Linked DNA regions of Homo sapiens: regions 1 and 2 are each linked to region 3. A link is a loop called in an ENCODE intact Hi-C map of the cell type or tissue named here. Cell type or tissue: chondrocyte. All regions are shown on one strand. Links, peaks and the distances in the headings refer to the core of each region. The heading gives the core; the rest is flanking DNA. Region 1 has its middle 28 kb from the start of HEPHL1. Region 2 holds the start of IZUMO1R (IZUMO1 receptor, JUNO). Region 3 overlaps LOC105369435 (a long non-coding RNA gene).

Region 1 (7,114 bases), core at 1,274-6,273, 250 kb after region 3:
TCATTTAGCATTTGACAATGTCTCCCATACAATTTAACCAAATCTAATCATTTAATATTTTTACAAGATGAGAAATTTTTTGAGGCTTTCCAGGGCCCAACTAGAAAATCTCAAAGTTAATTTTAGGCCAAGAAGACTTAATTTAAGATTTGGATCCTGGGGAAAACCATCAAAGATGTTCAAATGTTTAAACCATTTGTGTAAAACAGAATCACAGGTCATTGTAAAATAATTGTTATTGATTTGATGAGAGTAACAGTCATAGGGACCTTAAAAGCAATATAGAAGGTAACCTGTATGCAAAAACTTTCACTCTTTTAAGACTCAGTTTTCTTAAGGATTCAAAAATCTTTTAAAAATACAACACAGGAATTATCTTGAGAAAACACCAAATCTTTGTTTTTTAGGCCAGTTACCAAAAGGTAAAGAAAAACTTCCTGTACTGTGATTGTTTTTCCTTCTGGGAAGTGCATTTAGATAATCTGGAAGTCAAATATGATGAAAAGGGTACTTGAATTTAATCAGACACAGAAAAATTGTGTCCAGGGTTATGAGTGAACACTGTATTATAGAGGAATGAAAATAACAAAAAAAATCAAATGAACTTTGATATTAAAAATACACTAATACAAAACTGAAAATCTTAGTCTCCTATGTTAGAACAACAAGATTTTCTCAAAGTTTTGATTTACTCTTAATAAAATTACAAAGAGTTTTGATTTTTTTTTTTTAAGACAGGTTCTCACTCTGTTACCCAGCCTGGAGTGCAGTGGTGCACTCCTGGTACCTTGAGCAGGAAAACGCATGGCTCTTAGTAACAACATAGGAGATTTCCTTATTACATTGAACTATTTAGACATATCAAGAAAAGCCAAAGGTACAGAATCAAGTTATGCTAAAGGAAAACATTGTTTTTTAGAGCTTTAAAATAAAACATTTAGTGTCGGGCCATGATAGTAAAGTTAGAACCAGAGAAAACATTACAGGAGTTTATAAAAAGTTTGAAGAAGAGAGTTAACATTTCACCCAATAAAAAGATAAACCTTTTTACAGGAAAAAGAAACAGAAGGCAATGATATATGTAGAATTAAAAAGTGAATGGCCAGGCATGGTGGCTCATACCTGTAATCCCAGCAATTTGGGAGGCTGAGGCAGGCAGACCACTTGAACCAGGAGTTTGAGACCAGCCGTGGTGACATGGTAAAACCCCATCTCTACAAAAAATTTAAAAATTAGCCAGGTGTGGTGAGTCAGAACTGTGGTCTCAGCTACTCAGGAGTTGGGAGGATAGCTTGAGCCCAGGAGGTGGAGGTTGCGGTGGGCTGAGATTGCACCACTGCACTCCAGGCTGGGTAACAGAGTGAGACCCTGTCTTAAAAAAAAAAAAAATCAAAACTCTTTGTAATTTTATTAAGAGTAAATCAAAACTTTGAGAAAATCTTGTTGTTCTAACATAGGAGACTAAGATTTTCAGTTTTGTATTAGTGTATTTTTAATATCAAAGTTCATTTGATATTTAGAAAGACTGTTAAGTAATTTCTTTTATATAGTCAACTTGATCATGTACAAAATTTCTTTCATAAATTCCTGTTTTATGAGCCATATCGTTGTGGCTTACACAGACTATTTACCACATTTTTGGACTTTTTGTTTTGTCCTATACTTTTTAAAATAAACAGTGGTTTTATTTTAGAACAAAAACTTACCATATAATATTTTTCATACAATATTATTCTCTTTTTTAAACTATTTTTATTAAAAAATATATCTTTATATCCATAACTTTTCTACATCTCTCTCTCTCTCTTGCTTACTGGTTTAGTTCTATCTTGTTTTATAAATAACCTTTACATAACCCCTGAAGTAGATAAAATTACTTTTAATAAAAAACACATTGCTATGTATTTTGTATGCTTTTTATTTTAAAACATATCCTATTTTTGGTATACTTTATATAAAAAATTATATATATATCAGTGAGAATTTAAATTTTTAGTGAAAACCTGGGAAGCAAGAAATCTTGACTTCTCTATCACATACTGGTATTTATAGATGAGAACCATTTTATAATTTTTAGAAACATATTTCCTTATAACATAATTTTTAATTGGAAATGACCCAGACATTTAATGAGTATCTTATTTAACATAACTCTAAGATTTAAAATTACATTAAAATTTATAAACATTTGCTCCATTTATATTTACCTAATTTATTTAATTATTTAATTTATTTAATTTATTTAATAACTAGATTACTTATAAGAACTGAGGTATTAGACAAAGTTAGTCATTATTTTATTTTTCTGTTAACCAATTTTATAGCCTGTAAATATCAGGTGTTTACTTAAGTACGAACTTTAAATATGCAGGCATGTTGTCAATGACTTAGAAAATACAGCTGTTTTTATTAAACCAACAATACTAAATAAGTCTTACCTACCAAAAAATTACACAAAGATTATTTTGTTATTTTCTGGGTTTATGATTTTGTAACTTTTATGTTAAACCCTGACACCTTAAAATATCTATCAGAGACAAACATAAAACTGTCTGACTAATAAATCCAGGCAAAAATATAGGTCAACAATTTTAAAGTTATTTTTATTTTACCAAAAGTTTTATAATTAGTTTAGTAAAGATTTAAGTCATGTGAACCTGGAAAATATTTGGGCTTACTAGTTTCTGAGCATTTATTTATTCATTCATTCATTCATTTAATTAGTATTATTGTTTTTAGAGGCAGGGTCTTGCTTTGTCACCTAGGCTGGAATGCAGTGGTGTGATCATAGCTCAATGCAGGTTTGAGCTCCTGGGCTCAAGAGATCTACCTACCTTAGCCTCCTAAGTAGCTGACACTACAGTTGCACACTACAACCCCCAGCTAATTTTTAAATATTTTGTAGATACAGGGTCTCACCATCTTGCCTAGGCTAGGGTCAAACTCTTGGGCTGAAGTGATTCTCCCATTTGGCCTCCCAAAGTGCTGGGATTATAACATGAACCTAGTCAACTTGCTACCATATAGACATGACATATAACATAATGCATATTGTATTAGTCCATTCTTGCATTGCTATAAAGAACTACTTGAGATTGGGTAATTTATAAAGAAAAGAGGTTTAATTGACTCACAGTTTCACAAGCTTTACAGGAAGCTTGGCTGGGAAGGCCTCAGGAAACTTAAAATCATGGCGAACAGGGAAAAGGAGGGAGGCACATTTTACATAGCAGGAGGAAGAAAAAGAAGGAAGAGGTACTACACACTTTTAAACAACCAGATATTATGAGAACTCACTCACTATCATGAGAACAGCAAGGAGAAAGTCCACCCCCCATGATCCAATCATCTCCCACCAGGCCATTTTTCCAACACTGGCGGTTACAATTTGACAAGAGATTTTTGTTCTCTTTGTTCATTTTGTTTTAAATTTAAATGTGCTTTGCCATTTTCAGAGAAGAAAATGTGTGCATTGTGAAATTTCAAAGTTTCTGCCTAAGAGGTGTATAGGAGCCAAGGGAATAAGCAGAAAGGAATGAGTTTAGATAATAGGTAGAAGGAGTGGGAACAGTTGGAACTTTAGAGGCTTTTGGGTGCTATTGGAAATAAGTCTCGCATTTAATTTGTGTTGTTCTAAAACCAATTTTTTTTCAATTTTGTATGTAAAGATGTTGTTTTAGCCACGTCTAAAACATCCCCACTCTGGCTATTATTGCTTATAACCATCCCAGTTTAGGTTAGTCCACTTATTTAAGTAGAAGGACTGTATATATTTTATGTAAACCCAGCTGGTGCATCCTCAGCCTTAGATGACCCATTTTCTGTTTTGGTTGTTTTGAGTGAGACAAGCTATGTAGTGGAGCAAAAGTGTCCTCATGTGACCATTAAGGAAAAGGTATCTTGCCCCAAGCCTCCTGGAAAACAATTTACAGACTATTTTAACCTGTCTTAGAATTCAACAAAAACCCTTAGGTTGAATTCGTAGCAGTAACTCTCATTCCAGGAGAGTCATTGTACTTCATAGCCAAACAGGAGACTAGCTTCAATAAACCAGGGCTTTGGCTAAGACAGGACATTCATTAATTTTGGGAAGAACTCATCTGTAGCATCCAGCAAGGGAATCCAAGTTTGGAAATGCAATGAATTCATTTCTGTTACCTGCACAAAGGTTGGAAATTGGCTGGGTTGTCCGGGGAGGTCATTCCAAAATCCTGCCCATGACACCATTTTGTTGACCAAAATTAAGGCTTTTAAGGCATAAATAATATGATTAAGGTTTATTGGAAGCCAAATGTGTAGATCAACTCAGGAAGTCACACCAACAAAGTTAAGGATGCTTTGAAGTCTATTACAACTTGGCTTTTTTTTTTTTTTTTTTTGAAACAGGGTCTTGCTCTGTTACCCAGGCTGGAGTACAGTGGTGTGATCTTGGCTCACTGCAACCTCCACCTCCAGGGTTCAAGCAATTCTCGTGCCTCAGCCTCCTGAGTAGCTGAGATTACAGGTACACACCACCACACCTGGCTAATGCCCAGCTAACTTTTATATTTAGTGGTGATGGGGTTTCACCATGTTGGCCAGGCTCATCTTGAACTCCTGACCTCAAGCTATCTGCCCGCCTCAGCCTTCCAAAATGCTGGGATTACAGGCATGAGCCACAGCACCCAGCCCAACAACTTGAAATGTTTTAATAAGAAAGTTTAGGAGAAGCGGGTCTCCTCATATCAGAGTTGTCCTTTTTCATTGGAAGGTATAATTCAGAGGTTACGTTCATTGGTTACAGATGACAACACATAGGCTAAAATGTTCTATGTGGAATGGAGGACATTCACATAGAATCGTGAAGTTTACACTCAGTAAAACTTCATAATTTAGAAAGAAGTAAGTGTCCTTTTCCATGTCAGTAGGTTATGTATTAATCAGTACACCAACAGTTTGAGAAAATTATAAGATATTTTACCTGGGGACAGGATGTAAGCCATGAATCATAAGACCTTCCCCAGCAGTAAATCTGGAACTGTTTTAAGTGTGATCTGTAGGTTATCACTATAATGAGTATTTCAGGGATTTGGATCATGTTTGTGTCATTAATGAAATGGAAAAAGCAGAATACGAAGCCTAAAATGAGAGTTCAAATTCAGTTTGAAAACATCTAGAGTCCCATTGATATCACCAGTAAAATTATCAAACATTCTAGTTCTGTGTCTATCTGCTTAGTAAAGCTTTTGTTGTACCTCCTAAGAATTTTATATTTTTTTGTATTTTAGAAATGTCCATTGCTGCATTCCCAGACACTTTACTTGCACCACGAGTCTATCACTTATCATTTCCTTTGGGTGGATTGTCATTTAACTTGTGAATGAAAAAAATCTCTTAAACTATACTATTATTGAATGAAAATATTAAAGTTGTATCTGTAAGAAACATTTAAGGAGAAGATATATTAGTTTTTAATGGTATCTTATATATTTATATATATGAAAGAACAGAAGTGATTAAATATCATTAATTATACCACCATGTGTTTAGAAAAGTAAGAAGCAGTTAAGTGTTCACATCAATGACAGCATCTAAGAGGTTTTGCTTTGTGGAGTAAATGTATGTCCTGGAATCATTTTGGTAGTGTTTCAGTAGTGTCAACTGTATTTTCCTACCTGTTCAGATTATTACCGTGAACCTTTTCCTGCAGTTCATTTTATTTATTTATTTTTCTGAAAGTCGCCTATAAAATACACTAAAACTTATTCTGACTCCCTCAGCAGTTCTTTTTAAACACAAATTAATAAATTCCAAAAAAATTACCACCTAAAAAAAGAAAGAAAATATATACAACATGAGAGACACAGTCACTTTCTACAAAAACAAGTATTGCTGCCATTACCTTAATAAGTACTAACTGCAGTTTTAAACCCTAAGAGAAAAGACAGAAGAGCAGACAATGGCAAGCCTCCATTTCTTGTAACAGGAAAGCAGTCAGGATCTACCTATGTTCCCCAAAAGTCATATGTAAGAATGCTCATGGCAGTACCAGAAACAACCCAAATGCTCTTTATACAATGGGTAAAAACATGGAGGTAGAGTTGTACAATGAAATGTGACACAGCAATAGAACATACACAATAACAAGCGTATTGTTGAGTACAAAAAAGCCAGAAACAATGTTCAGTTTCCATTACACATGAATAAAAAAACAGGCTAAACAAATATATAGTGTCGGAAGTCAGAGTGGTGCTTATCCTGGTGGAAGTGGGTGAGAAGTGACCTGAGAAGTGACCAGTAATGAACATGAGGGACTCTTCTGGGCTGTGGGTAATTTTCTGTTTCTTCATCTTAGAGCTGATTACACAGGTGTGTTTGTGAAAATTCAAGTTGCACACTCATGGTTTGTGCTGTTCTCTGCATGCATGTTATACGTCAGTAAAAAGTTTATTAAAACAAACCAATAGAATCACTAGGAAATGTCTGAGGTCTGAGCTCTAACTTCTTAGAATCCTGCTCATAGCTTCTCCGTGGAATCTAGAGAAGGCAGGATCTAGAGCTTCTCTGTCCAGTATGGTAGCCACTGGCCACATGTGGTTTAGAGCACTGGAAATGTACCTAGTCTGAACTGAGATGTGCTGTAAGTATAAAATGTAAAGGCTCAGTATGAAAAAAGAATATAAAATATCTACTTTGCAACCGTGATGTGCTGAAAAATTTTTTAAATAATAAAAATGATTTTTTAAAAAATCTTGATAATTTTACATTGGTTACATATTGAAATGATAATATTTTAGCTATATTATGTTAAAGAACACATACTAGTAAAATTAAAATTAACTTTGTTTCTTTTTACTTTTTTAATGTGACTACTAAACTTTTATATATGTGGCTGACATTTGTGGTTCTAGAGCCTCCACTCCTTCTGAGACTTGAAATTGTGACTTTATCATATGCTTACAGACAGGAATGAAGTTAACCCACAAAATAACGCTAAATCTATGGTTATAACTTTTGTCACACTCTAATATGGTTCACAAAATATTCCTGGCCCCATTTTAAGCTTGAAAGCTAAGGATAAATTATTTGCCTTGGAATGTGGAGTCCTTAAAACGTAAGAGTTAGACTCCTAGAA
Region 2 (7,114 bases), core at 692-5,691, 65 kb before region 3:
TTTTAGGGCAAAGCAGGTAGAAGAGCCCCAGAGAGACCCAGGGGAATCTGGGGTTGCATTGGGTGGGAGGGTCTCATAGGCCAAATGCCAGCTGTGTTCTTCCTCCCATATCCCTGGAAATTGCCTTTAGGAGCTTGGGGAGGGGTCACATAAGTCATATGTTGCCCCAGGACCTGTTGGCAGGAAGGCTTGTTTTCATCTGTGCCGAGTCAACAATGGATCTCTGGGATCACCAGCGGTCCCTGCTTTCCCAGTGGCTAGAGCAGCTCAGAAATGGGAACTTTGAATCGCTTGGCTCTTATGGTCTCAAAAAGGCATAGTCTCTTTCCATCTAGTTGCCTTTGCTTAACTCCTAACCCCAGGAACCAAATGATCAGGGTTGATGAGGTTCGGAGACCATCTTGGCATTTGTGTCCCTTCCCTGATCTTCCCCATCCCATACCCAGGTCTGGCCTCTGTACCTCCTCATAGAGCTTGTCTTCTGGGCTGGGCACTCTCTTGTGGTGTTTGGCATTCATGCAGATGTTGAGCAGCTCGTCCCCAGCCCAGGTGGGCATGACTGTCCACAGCTCTAGCAGGAGCGGCCACCAGCATGCCATGGCCTGCTACAGAGAGACCCATGCTGCACACTTGATGGAAATGACACCCCACTCCACCCCCTTCATCATAGCAGGCACTGGGAAAGGGGGATGGGCTTCAATCTCCCTCAAATAATTGCAACACTCTGGCTGCTCCTAGGACCTTCTTTTGGAGGCAGCATCACAGAATGTCAGGGCAGGTAGAATAATCCTTGGAGGCCTGACACAGTGCTGGAGGCCTTGCTGGCCCTGCAGAGCCAGGGGCATGCCGAGGCATGAGTCAGATAGGAGGAGCCTTCTACATCCAAAGCCTGATCCCCATCACAGGAATGAGGAGGAGGGCCCTTCCTATTTCCAACTCTGTTCTGGGTAGTAGTGGTAATGAGAGGTAGTGGAAAGAGAGACAAAACAAAGCAAAAGGCAGAGGGGCCCCAGGCCTCAAGCACCCAACCTCTTAGGACACAGGGCCCCTCACCTTCATAGCCCAGGAGCCCATGGCTCCCCCAGTCCCCCAAGTCTGGCAGGAGCCTGACCTGGACCCATCATGGTGAAACTGGAAACTTCTAGCCTACCCTGGTCTAAGAGCCTCAAACATCCTGGGGAAGAAGAGCCCAGCCCCCCTCTTCAGAGCCCAACCTCAAGTCCAAATCTAAGGCTGTTCTCTCTCCAGACAACCAGTTTCAAGCTCAGCCATGGCCTTGAATATTTTTAAAGAATCAGATCTGTTAGGTAAAAGGAGGAAAGATGCTGCCCCTTCCAGCACTCTCTTCATACTCACTTTCAAGGCAGGAGCCTTCAGGTGCTCCTGCTCCCTCCTCCCCCTGAGACTATGAGGCTGAGGGGAGTTCCATGTCCCGCCCATTTATTACCCAGTCTGATTTCTACTAGGTCCAGGTGCAGGAGGAGAACTCCACGTGGCTCTCATTAAACAGCATCTGTCTCACCCAGCTCTGCAGGCCTGTGGGTTCCGAGGAAGTTTGCTTCCTCAGAGAAACAGACCCCATCGTAGGCAAGATCCGGGGCTCTACAATAAGTTACCGGGTTCGGCTGTCAGCTCTGCTACTTACTAGCTGGCTGCCCTGGAGAAAATGACTCAAATTCTCTGTCAGTTTCTCTCTCTGTAAAGGAAGTTTTTATTATGGGATTGGAAAAATAAAGAGAAAGTTCATGAACAAAAACCTTGGCATTGTGCCTGGGATAGAGGAAGTCTTAATGGTTTTAAATTTTATTCTTTTATCCTCTCTCCACACGCCCCTCCTATGTTCTGTTCCGTAGCTCTACCTGCCCCTTCACTGTTAGCCAAGCATCAGCTCAGTCACCTGGTGGCTTTTCTGACAGTGTCCTCGCACAGCCCACAGGAACTATGGTCCCTGCTGGAGCACAGACCGAGGACACAGGATGCAGAGATGAAGTGTGGCCTTGGGGACCCAAGAATTTAAACATACAAACAAAGCCAAAGCAAACAAAACAAAGAAAGTCCCTCCATAACCCGCCAAGCAGCCTCCCTTAGCATACAGGAATCGTTGTCCTGTGAAATATTCTACAAGTGTTCTCAGCAGTGATCATATTTGCAAGACTATCCTTTTCAGCTAAGGAGAGATTGGAAACTTGGATAGGATTCTTGGGAGAGTCCCAAAGATGATAAAAATGCTGGAAAAGGAGCATATTTCTTTGTTTTTATAATATGTCCTCTCTTTCTCTCTCTGAAAGAGAAGTAGCTGAAATCACTGAAGTTTTATTGATACAAAGGAAATGAAAACAAAACACTAAAAGCGTTTTTTTAATGGAATAAAATACATTCTGTGGTGTTCAGCTACAACTGATGTGTAAAGCATATACTAATGTTGGAAAATGACATTCTCCACACCTGGGTAATCACAGCCACTGAATGCTGAGCACAAACAAGGAGCCAGGCACTGGCCTGGTACTGTCTACAGGATCTGAGGTCTCAAAAAGACCTCCAATATGAACACCCTCCTTGTTTTAGCTGTGGGGAACTGAGGCTCAGCGGTGAGTAGCAGAGCTGGGATATAATTTCAGGTATTCTCGACTCCCTATCTAATGCTTAAGGACCAGGTGAGGGAGAAACCTCCGGGACTAAAAGAGTAGATACTGCCTGGGTGCCTGGGTCTCAAGTGAGGTCTGCTTTTTTTTTTTTTTTAACGTTAAATGCCATAATGAGGTTGTGCATGTATTGGGAGGCGTGTGTTGGCTTTATTCTAGAACAGTGACAGTTATTAACCCAGTCTCCCATGTCCCCACGTTAAGCAGAGCCTGGAGTCTCCTCCTTAGGGTCAGATACCAAATGGTAATAGCATCTCTATAGCCTGACAGAGGGAGAAGCAGGCTGTCATGTTCTGTTCAGTTCCTCATGAATATTCAGGAAGCTCCAAGCATTGATAAGGTAAGAGATTTGGGGTTTAAGGTTCAGTTTAAAATGGCTGTGGAGGTGCCAGAGCCGAGAATCCAGACATGAATCACAAGAGTAATTATTGAAATGGAAATAGGTCCTCTGACAACTGTCCTTCATAGGGTGTGAAGAAGGACGAAGGGCGGCTTGCTTGATAACAGTCTCCAGGACAAAGCTGTAGGAAATGAGCTAAAATTGCAGCCAGCGCATATGCAGGTGGAGGGAGGGAGGGAGGGAGGGAGGAAGGAATTACCCAGTGAGTGAGGCTGCCTTTCAGAGAACCATCAGGCCGGCCAGCATCTGCTCTCGGGAGATGCAGCTTGAGACCCTTGAGCAAAGCTCATTTTTGCCTTATTGTGACTGAGCCTTCCATAGCAATCTGTTTTCTGACTGAAAGCAGATAAGTCAAAGCTGACTGTAGATGAAGCAATTTGAAGTGGCTGATTCAAGACAATTTTTATTCTAAAACACACACACACACAACAAAACCAACACTTGCGTTTCCAAAAGAAGAGGTACAGCAGCCTTCAGCGGGCTCTGAGGGAGGACAAGGAGGGCAGGGCAGTAGGTGAAGCAACCCAGCCTTGGCTCTGGTTTGGGGCCACTGGAGATGCTGGGCAGTGATGACTTCCTTCCCCTCTCCCATCCTGAGGTCACTCCCCCACTGAATTTGAGAACAGACTACGAAAGTGAAGAGCTAGAGCCAGGAGTCTCCTGGTGAGAATCTGATGTCAGAGGCCAGCCGAAGGGGACTTCAGTGATTCAGAGTTCTTACTGGGTCTCATGAATTCTTCTCACCCCAAACCTGATTGACCATCCTCATGTAAACTCTTAATTGGTTTCTGTCTAGGGAGGTAAATAGGGATATTAATTTATTCTTCACTCTATGTCTATCCAATCGCCGAAGCTGTTGATTTAACTTTCTAAATATCTCTTGAATTCACATCCCTTACTTACTGTCTGGACCATGATCGGCTCTTGCCTCAGTTACTGCAACAACCTCCTAACTAGCTCTCCCACCCTTTTCCAGAGCTTTAATCAAGTAGCAGCCATAATGATCTAATTTCTCAGAATTTTTTTAAATTTGTATAAATTTAAGGGTATAAGTGCAGTTTGGTTACATGGATATATTGCACAGTGGTGAAGTCTGTGCTTTGTACATTGTACTCATTATGTAATTTCTTATACCTCACCCCCTCCCGCCCTTCTGAGTCTCCAACATCTATTATTCCATGCTCTATGTCCATGTGTACACATTATTTAGCTTCCACTTTTAAGTGAGAAAATGCAGTATTTGACTTTTTGTTTGAGTTGTTTTACTTAAGATAGTGGCTTCAGTTCCATCCATGTTACTGCAAAAGATACGATTTCATTCTTTTATATGGATGAATAGTGTATCATTGTATATATTTTACCACATTTACTTTATCCATTCATCTGTTAATGAACACTTAGGTTGATTCCAAATCTTTACTATTGTGAATAGTGCTGTAATAAACATAAGAATGCAGGTATATTTTTCATATAATTATTTCGTTTCTTTTATCAGTATTTTAATTATGAAAGTTTTCAAACATAAAGTTGAGATAATTTTATAGTGAACTCTCTCTCATATGCCCACCACTTAGATTTCACCATTACCATTTTATTATATTTTCTTTATTATATATTTAGCCAACCATCCTTCTCTCTATTCAGGTATCAGTCTTATTATTTTTTATGTATTTCAAAGTAAATTGCAGATATCAGTAAACTGATGTCTTCCTAAGTAATTCAAACATGCATATCATTAACTAGGGTTCAACATTTGTTTGCAGTCTTTGTTTTTCAGAATGATCTTTTAAAAATGTAAAGACAATTATGATGCTCCCATGTTTAAAACCTTTCTAGACCTTAAGGTAAGTCCCAGGTCCTTAACATGGCACACCAGCCCTTTTAAATGTGGTTTTTATTTACTTTTAGATCTTAATCTGTTGTACTTGCTCTCATTGATGCTCTGGGCACTCCTGAGGCCTGACGGCCTGTCATTGTCCTGCCGCTTGCAGGGGCCCCACTTCCAGGGCTGTTCTGTCATAGCCCAGCCTCTGTGTCTAGGGATACATACCCCTCAGCTCTCAGAACTGAAGGCTTCCTGTCAGGGAAGCTTGTATGGCCGTCATGGGCTGGTGAGATGTCTCTTGGAGCTTATGCTGCTGCAGTCATTGCACATACCTCCTGCCCTTGGAAATGAATGCCTGCAGACAGGCTCGACATTGCCTCTTCTGTAAGCAGCTCCAGAAAGACAGTAATAGTCACAGGGTCAAACACAGTCCCTGGCCCAGAGTGCATACTCTGCAATTTGTTGTCTGCAATGAGGAGAAATACCCGAGTAGAATAAAACTGCATTTCTTTTCTTTTCTTTCTTTCTTTTTTTTTTTTGAGACAGACTCTCACTCTGTCGCCTAGGCTGGAATGCAGTAACACAATCTCGGCTCACTGCAACCTCTGCCTCCCGGGTTCCAGCGATTCTCCCACCTCAGCCTCCCTCCCGAGTAGCTGGGATTACAGGTGCACACCACCATGCCCAGCTAACTTTTTGTATTTTTAGTAGAGATGGGGTTTCACCATGTTGGCCAGGCTAGTCTCAAACTCCTGATCTCCAGTGATCCACCTGCCTCGGCTTCCCAAAGTGCCGGGATTACAGGTGTGAGCCACCATGCCTGGCCCAAACTGCATTTCTTAAAAACATAGTTTTAACTCAGACCCTTCTCTAGTTTAACCTGACGTATCCCATCTCTCTTTTCTGCCTCTCTTCTTTCCTGCTGCTGAGTGTAATAGCTCATAACTGAGGTTTGTATGCAGTTTTACAATATGCAATTGTTCTTGATACATTTTCAATCCACCCAGCATCTCTTCCTGGAATACTAATTCAGACACCTCCCTAGTTTAACCTGACCTATCCCATCTCTCCCTTTCTCCTGCCTTCCTTCCTTTCCTCTCTCTCTTCTCCTTTATCATGTGCTCACCTATCCTTTTCTCTCCAACTTAAGGTGACCTCTCCTTTCTCCCTCTCCCCATCCTTCTTCCCATCTCTTCCCTTCTCTCTCTCCTCTCCCTCCCTCCCCTCTCCTCTCTTCCTTCCTATCCCCTCTTTCTTTTCCTTCCCTCCTCTATTCTTCCTCCTTTTAGTTTATAGTGACCTCTCCTCTCAGCCTTTTCTCCCACCCCTCCCCTCCCTGCCTTTCCTCTCTCAGTTTTCTTCCTCACTCCCAGATTTTCCAACCAGAGCCTCTTCATTTTCTGATAATTTCCGTGATATTTCAGAGCGTTAATGCTGGGGCCTCTCATTGCCACTTGAAGAAGGCCACTTTTTAGGTCTAATCACCACAAGGGAAATGAATGTGAAGCTCATCAACTGTTGAAGAGAGTCCAAGGAAGGGGAGAACAGAGAGCAAAACACCAGTGTTCTATGGACAAGGAATTAACTGAAAATTACAGACAGGGGAGAAAGAACAAATGTCTTTACTCTCCATATTTTCCTTCTCGGGCTGATGGCTCCCTTGCTCACCATTACACTTATGTCACATTGTCACATTCAAACCAGGCTGCTGCTGGGTATATCAGAGAGCATTATTAACTAGTAACTAAGGTTTGCATGCAGTTTTACAATTTGCACTGTTCTCCATACATTTTCTTTCTTTTCTTCTTTTTTTTTGAGACGGAGTCTTGCTTTGTCACCCAGACTAGAGTGCAATGGCGCAATCTCAGCTCACTGCAACCTCCGCCTCCTGGGTTCAAGCAATTCTCCTGCCTCAGCCTCCCCAGTAGCTGGGATTACAGGCACGTGCCACCAAGCCTGGCTAATTTTTGTATTTTTAGTAGAGACGGGGTTTCACCATGTTGGCCAGGCTGGTCTCGGACTCCCGACCTCAAGTGATCCACCTGCCTTGGCCTCCCAAAGTGCTGGGATTACAGGTGTGAGCCACCACACCCGGCCTCTTCATATATTTTCAATCCACCCAACGTCCCGTCCTGGAACTGTCCTTTGACCCTAAGTTCCACGTCAGCTACCAAACTGTCTTTTCTTCCTAGCCATGTTTTGTATAAAACCTGTGTATGTTCATGGTGGCTCCTCTGTGTCTCCTTA
Region 3 (7,114 bases), core at 1,187-6,186:
GCCTCTGTGCTATCATCCTCGGGCAGCACAGAAGGAATGAACTTCCATCTTTCTAGGCTGATTCATCTAAATCTTTGTTTTCTCAGTCTGCCAGAACTTTTCTCAGGCCTGCCTTTAGGGTTGTTTTGTTTTGTTTTTCTTTTTCTCTCCCAAAATCTGCTTGGAATTTCAATTATATTTTCAATCTCTTTCATTGGTCCTCCAAAAAAGAATTTGTCTCATAAACTCACCACTTAAAATATAGAGATGCTACTATTTTCTCAAGCAATAGATTAGGCTTCTAAAGCAATTTTTTTTCCCGAAGCAGTTTCTTTTTTATTTTTTACACAAGCAGATTTTGGGAGAGAAAAAGAAAAACAAAATGTTTTATCATGCCTCCTCCCTTAAAGGGAAGCAGGATTTCATCTGGCAGACAGGATGTGGGGGCTCCAGGTCTTTGGCTCTACTGCTTTACAGCCCTCCTGTCCTAAGAGAAACTTTAGTCCTTCAAAGGCTCCCTGGAGTCTCACCTTTTCCAGAGAGCCTGCCCTTCTTAACTCCAGGGTTCTTTGACAGTTTCCTTCTCGGAAACACACCTATAAGAGTTACCAACAACTAGTGAGTGGAGAAGCACATTTGAGATGATGCAGGAATGATAGGTAACTGTCTGGTGGTGCCTTTAAGGCAGTGGTGCTCAGTCTTGAATTCATTTTGGAATCTTCTGGGCAGCTCTGAAAAATCCCAATGCCAAGACCCAACCCCATTAAATCAGGCACACTAAATCAGAATCTTGGGGGATGAGGCTCAGGCATTCATATTTTTTTTAAAAAGCAGGAAAGATCTAAAATTGACACCCTAACATCACAATTAAAAGAACTAGAGAAGCAAGAGCAAACACATTCAAAAGCTAGCAGAAGGCAAGAAATAACTAAGATCAGAGAAGAACTGAAGGAAATAGAGACACAAAAAACCCTTCAAAAAATCAATGAATCCAGGAGCTGGTTTTTTGAAAAGATCAACAAAACTGATTGATAGACCGCTAGCAAGACTAACAAAGAAGAAAAGAGAGAAGAATCAAATAGATGCAAAAAAAAATGATAAAGGGGATATCACAACTGAACCCACAGAAATACAAACTACCATCAGAGAATACTATAAACACCTCTATGCAAATAAACTAGAAAATCTAGAAGAAATGGATAAGTTCCTGGACACATACACCCTCCCAAGACTAAACCAGGAAGCTGAATCTCTGAATAGACCAATGATAGGCTCTGAAATTGAGGCAATAATTAATAGCTTACCAACCAAAAACGGTCCAGGACCAGATGGATTCACAGCCGAATTCTACCAGAGGTACAAGGAGGAGCTGTTACCATTCCTTCTGAAACTATTCCAATCAATAGAAAAGAGGAAGTCCTCCCTAACTCATTTTGTGAGGCCAGCATCATCCTGATACCAAAGCCGGGCAGAGACACAACAAAAAAAGAGAATTTTAGACCAATATCCCTGATGAACATCGATGCAAAAATCCTCAATAAAATACTGGCAAACTGAATCCAGCAGCACATCAAAAAGCTTATCCACCATGATCAAGTGGGCTTCATCCCTGGGATGCAAGGCTGGTTCAACATACACAAATCAATAAACATAATCCAGCATATAAACAGAACCAACGACAAAAACCACATGATTATTACAATAGATGCAGAAAAGGCCTTTGACAAAATTCAAGAACACTTCATGCTAAAAACTCTCAATATATTAGGTATTCATGGGACGTATTTCAAAATAATAAGAGCTATCTATGACAAACCCACAGCCAATATCATACTGAATGGGCAAAAACCGGAAGCACTCCCTTTGAAAACTGGCACAAGACAGGGATGCCCTCTCTCACCACTCCTATTCAACATAGTGTTGGAAGTTCTGGCCAGGGCAATCAGGCAGGAGAAGGAAATAAAGGGTATTCAATTAGGAAAAGAGGAAGTCAAATTATCCCTGTTTGCAGATGACATGATTGTATATCTAGAAAACCCCACTGTCTCAGCCCAAAATCTCCTTAAGCTGATAAGCAACTTCAGCAAAGTCTCACGATACAAAATCAATGTGCAAAAATCACAAGCATTCTTATAGACCAACAACAGACAGAGAGCCAAATCATGAGTGAACTCCCATTCACAATTGCTTCAAAGAGAATAAAATACCTAGGAATCCAACTTACAAGGGATGTGAAGGACCTCTTCAAGGAGAACTACAAACCACTGCTCAAGGAAATAAAAGAGGATACAAACAAATGGAAGAACATTCCATGCTCATGGGTAGGAAGAATCAATATCGTGAAAATGGCCATACTGCCCAAGGTAATTTACAGATTCAATGCCATCCCCATCAAGCTACCAATGACTTTCTTCACAGAATTGGAAAAAACTACTTTAAAGTTCATATGGAACCAAAAAAGAGCCTGCATCGCCAAGGCAATCCCAAGCCAAAAGAACAAAGCTGGAGGCATCACACTACCTGACTTCAAACTATACTACAAGGCTACAGTAACCAAAACAGCATGGTACTGGTACCAAAACAGAGATATAGATCAATGGAACAGAACAGAGCCCTCAGAAATAACGCCGCATATCTACAACTATCTGATCTTTGACAAACCTGAGAAAAACAAGCAATGGGGAAAGGATTCCCTATTTAATAAATGGTGCTGGGAAAACTGGCTAGCCATATGTAGAAAGCTGAAACTGGATCCCTTCCTTACACCTTACACAAAAATCAATTCAAGTTGGATTAAAGACTTAAACGTTAGACCTAAAACCATAAAAACCCTAGAAGAAAACCTAGGCATTACCATTCAGGACATAGGCATGGGCAAGGACTTCATGTCCAAAACACCAAAAGCAATGGCAATAAAAGACAAAATTGACAAATGGGATCTAATTAAACTAAAGAGCTTCTGCACAGCAAAAGAAACTACCATCAGAGTGAACAGCCAACCTATAGAATGGGAGAAAATTTTTGCAATCTACTCATCTGACAAAGGGCTAATATCCAGAATCTACAATGAACTCAAACAAATTTACAAGAAAAAGACAAACAACCCCATCAACAAGTGGGCAAAGGATATGAACAGACACTTCTCAAAAGAAGACATTTATGCAGCCAACAGACACATGAAAAAATGCTCATCATCACTGGCCATCAGAGAAATGCAAATCAAAATCACAATGAGATACCATCTTACACCAGTGAGAATGCCAATCATTAAAAATCAGGAAACAACAGGTGCTAGAGAGGATGTGGAGAAACAGGAACACTTTTACACTGGTGGTGGGACTGTAAACTAGTTCAACCATTGTGGAAGTCAGTGTGGCGATTCCTCAGGGATCTAGAACTAGAAATACCATTTGACCCAGCAATCCCATTATTGGGTATATACCCAAAGGATTATAAATCATGCTGCTATAAAGACCCATGCGCACGTATGTTTATTGTGGCACTATTCACAATAGCAAAGACTTGGAACCAACCCAAATGTCCAACAACGATAGACTGGATTAAGAAAATGTGGCGAAGGAGGAGCCAAGATGGCCGAATAGGAACAGCTCCGGTCTATAGCTCCCAGCGTGAGCGACGCAGAAGATGGGTGATTTCTGCATTTCCATCTGAGGTACCGGGTTCATCTCACTAGGGAGTGCCAGACAGTGGGCGCAGGTCAGTGGGTTTGCACGAGCCGAAGCAGGGCAAGGCATTGCCTCACTTGGGAAGTGCAAGGGGTCAGGGAGTTCCCTTTCCGAGTCAAAGAAAGGGGTGACGGACTCACCTGGAAAATCGGGTCACTCCCACCCGAATATTGCGCTTTTCAGACTGGCTTAAAAAACGGTGCACCACGAGATTATATCCCGCACCTGGCTCAGAGGGTCCTATGCCCACGGAGTCTCGCTGATTGCTAGCACAGCAGTCTGAGATCAAACTGCAAGGCGGCAGCGAGGCTGGGGGAGGGGCGCCCGCCATTGCCCAGGCTTGCTTAGGTAAACAAAGCAGCCCCGATGCTCGAACTGGGTGGAGCCCACCACAGCTCAAGGAGGCCTGCCTGCCTCTGTAGGCTCCACCTCTGGGGACAGGGCACAGACAAACAAAAAGACAGCAGTAACCTCTGCATACTTAAATGTCCCTGTCTGACAGCTTTGAAGAGAGCAGTGGTTCTCCCAGCACGCAGCTGGAGATCTGAAAACGGGCAGACTGCCTCCTCAAGTGGGTCCCTGACCCCCGAGCAGCCTAACTGGCAGGCACCCGCCAGCAGGGGCACACTGACACCTCACATGGCAGGGTATTCCAACAGACCTGCAGCTGAGGATCCTCTCTGTTAGAAGGAAAACTAACAAACAGAAAGGACATCCACACCAAAAACCCATCTGTACATCACCATCATCAAAGACCAAAGGTAGATAAAACCACAAAGATGGGGAAAAAGCAGAACAGAAAAACGGGAAACTCTAAAACACAGAGCGCTTCTCCTCCTCCAAAGGAACGCCGTTCCTCACCAGCAACGGAACAGAGCTGGATGGAGAATGACTTTGACGAGCTGAGAGAAGAAGGCTTCAGACGATCAAATTACTCTGAGCTACGGGAGGACATTCAAACCAAAGGCAAAGAAGTTGAAAACTTTGAAAAAAATTTAGAAGAATGTATAACTAGAATAACCAATACAGAGAAGTGCTTAAAGGAGCTGATGGAGCTGAAAACCAAGGCTCGAGAACTACGTGAAGAATGCAGAAGCCTCAGGAGCCGATGCGATCAACTGGAAGAAAGGGTATCAGCAATGGAAGATGAAATGAATGAAATGAAGCGAGAAGGGAAGTTTAGAGAAAAAAGAATAAAAAGAAACGAGCAAAGCCTCCAAGAAATATGGGACTATGTGAAAAGACCAAATCTACGTCTGATTGGTGTACCTGAAAGTGATGGGGAGAATGGAACCAAGTTGGAAAACACTCTGCAGGATATTATCCAGGAGAACTTCCCCAATCTAGCAAGGCAGGCCAATGTTCAGATTCAGGAAATACAGAGAACGCCACAAAGATACTCCTCGAGAAGAGCAACTCCAAGACACATAATTGTCAGATTCACCAAAGTTGAAATGAAGGAAAAAATGTTAAGGGCAGCCAGAGAGAAAGGTCGGGTTACCCTCAAAGGGAAGCCCATCAGACTAACAGCAGATCTCTCAGCAGAAACCCTACAAGCCAGAAGAGAGTGGGGGCCAATATTCAACATTCTTAAAGAAAAGAATTTTCAACCCAGAATTTCATATCCAGCCAAACTAAGCTTCATAAGTGAAGGAGAAATAAAATCCTTTACAGACAAGCAAATGCTGAGAGATTTTGTCACCACCAGGCCTGCCCTAAAAGAGCTCCTGAAGGAAGCGCTGAACATGGAAAGGAACAATCAGTACCAGCCGCTGCAAAATCATGCCAAAATGTAAAGACCATCGAGACTAGGAAGAAACTACATCAACTAATGAGCAAAATAACTGACTAACATCATAATGACAGGATCAAATTCACACATAACCATATTAACTTTAAATGTAAATGGACTAAATGCTCCAATTAAAAGACACAGACTGGCAAATTGGATAAAGAGTCAAGACCCATCAGTGTGCTGTATTCAGGAGACCCATCTCACGTGCAGACACACACACAGGCTCAAAATAAAGGGATGGAGGAAGATCTACCAAGCAAATGGAAAACAAAAAAAGGCAGGAGTTACAATCCTAGTCTCTGATAAAACAGACTTTAAACCAACAAAGATCAAAAGAGACAAAGAAGGCCATTACATAATGGTAAATGGATCAATTCAACAAGAAGAGCTAACTATCCTAAATATATATGCACCCAATACAGGAGCACCCAGATTCATAAAGCAAGTCCTGAGTGACCTATAAAGAGACTTAGACTCCCACACAATAATAATGGGAGACTTTAACACCCCACTGTCAACATTAGACAGATCAATGAGACAGAAAGTCAACAAGGATACCCAGGAATTGAACTCAGCTTTGCACCAAGCGGACCTAATAGACATCTACAGAACTCTCCACCCCAAATCAACAGAATATACATTTTTTTCAGCACCACACCACACCTATTCCAAAATTGACCACATACTTGGAAGCTCTCCTCAGCAAATGTAAAAGAACAGAGATTATAACAAACTATCTCTCAGACCACAGTGCAATCAAACTAGAACTCAGAATTAAGAATCTCACTCAAAACCGCTCAACTACATGGAAACTGAACAACCTGCTCCTGAACGACTACTGGATACATAACGAAATGAAGGCAGAAATAAAGATGTTCTTTGAAACCAACGAGAACAAAGACACAACATACCAGAATCTCTGGGACACATTCAAAGCAGTGTGTAGAGGGAAATTTATAGCACTAAATGCCCACAAGAGAAAGCAGGAAAGATCCAAAATTGACACCCTAACATCACAATTAAAAGAACTAGAAAAGCAAGAGCAAACACATTCAAAAGCTAGCAGAAGGCAAGAAATAACTAAAATCACAGCAGAACTGAAGGAAATAGAGACACAAAAGACCCTTCAAAAAATTAATGAATCCAGGAGCTGGTTTTTCGAAAGGATCAACAAAATTGATAGACCACTAGCAAGACTAATAAAGAAAAAAAGAGAGAAGAATCAAATAGACACAATAAAAAATGATAAAGGGGCTATCACCACCGATCCCACAGAAATACAAACTACCATCAGAGAATACTACAAACACCTCTACGCAAATAAACTAGAAAATCTAGAAGAAATGGCTACATTCCTCGACACATACACTCTCCCAAGACTAAGCCAGGAAGAAGTTGAATCTCTGAATAGACCAATAACAGGAGCTGAAATTGTGGCAATAATCAATAGTTTACCAACCAAAAAGAGTCCAGGACCAGATGGATTCACAGCCGAATTCTACCAGAGGTACAAGGAGGAACTGGTACCATTCCTTCTGAAACTATTCCAATCAATAGAAAAAGAGGGAATCCTCCCTAACTCATTTTATGAGACCAGCATCATTCTGATACCAAAGCCGGGCAGGGACACAACAAAAAAAGAGAATTTTAGACC

What was found. Hi-C counts contacts between places; a loop is a spot of excess contacts. Peaks named below come from ENCODE experiments on the same cell type or tissue, not always from the same donor. Only the 100,000 strongest peaks of a DNase experiment are listed, where the experiment ranks them.
Region 1: a loop joins it to region 3, with 4 times the contacts of the local background. A loop is called at or near these places in 1 of 110 quality-filtered maps.
Region 2: a loop joins it to region 3, with 2.9 times the contacts of the local background. A loop is called at or near these places in 1 of 110 quality-filtered maps.

Annotation. Positions count from the first base shown.
Region 1 is chr11:93,989,354-93,996,467 of GRCh38, reverse strand. No RefSeq gene overlaps it. Among named protein-coding and RNA genes, the nearest start is that of HEPHL1, 28 kb to the left of the region's middle. In chondrocyte, for the core only: no CTCF peak of the experiment used is centred there; no DNase peak of the experiment used is centred there.
Region 2 is chr11:94,299,122-94,306,235 of GRCh38, reverse strand. It overlaps IZUMO1R (IZUMO1 receptor, JUNO), which reads right to left and starts at 1,656. Exons shown (of 5, transcript NM_001199206.4): 1 at 1,357-1,656; 2 at 462-605. The coding sequence starts at 599. In chondrocyte, for the core only: no CTCF peak of the experiment used is centred there; no DNase peak of the experiment used is centred there.
Region 3 is chr11:94,234,969-94,242,082 of GRCh38, reverse strand. All of the region lies in intron 3 of LOC105369435 (a long non-coding RNA gene), which reads right to left. Among named protein-coding and RNA genes, the nearest start is that of IZUMO1R, 66 kb to the left of the region's middle. RefSeq lists enhancers at 3,399-3,943, 3,189-4,388, 3,944-4,489. In chondrocyte, for the core only: no CTCF peak of the experiment used is centred there; DNase peaks (open chromatin) are centred at 3,702 and 4,262.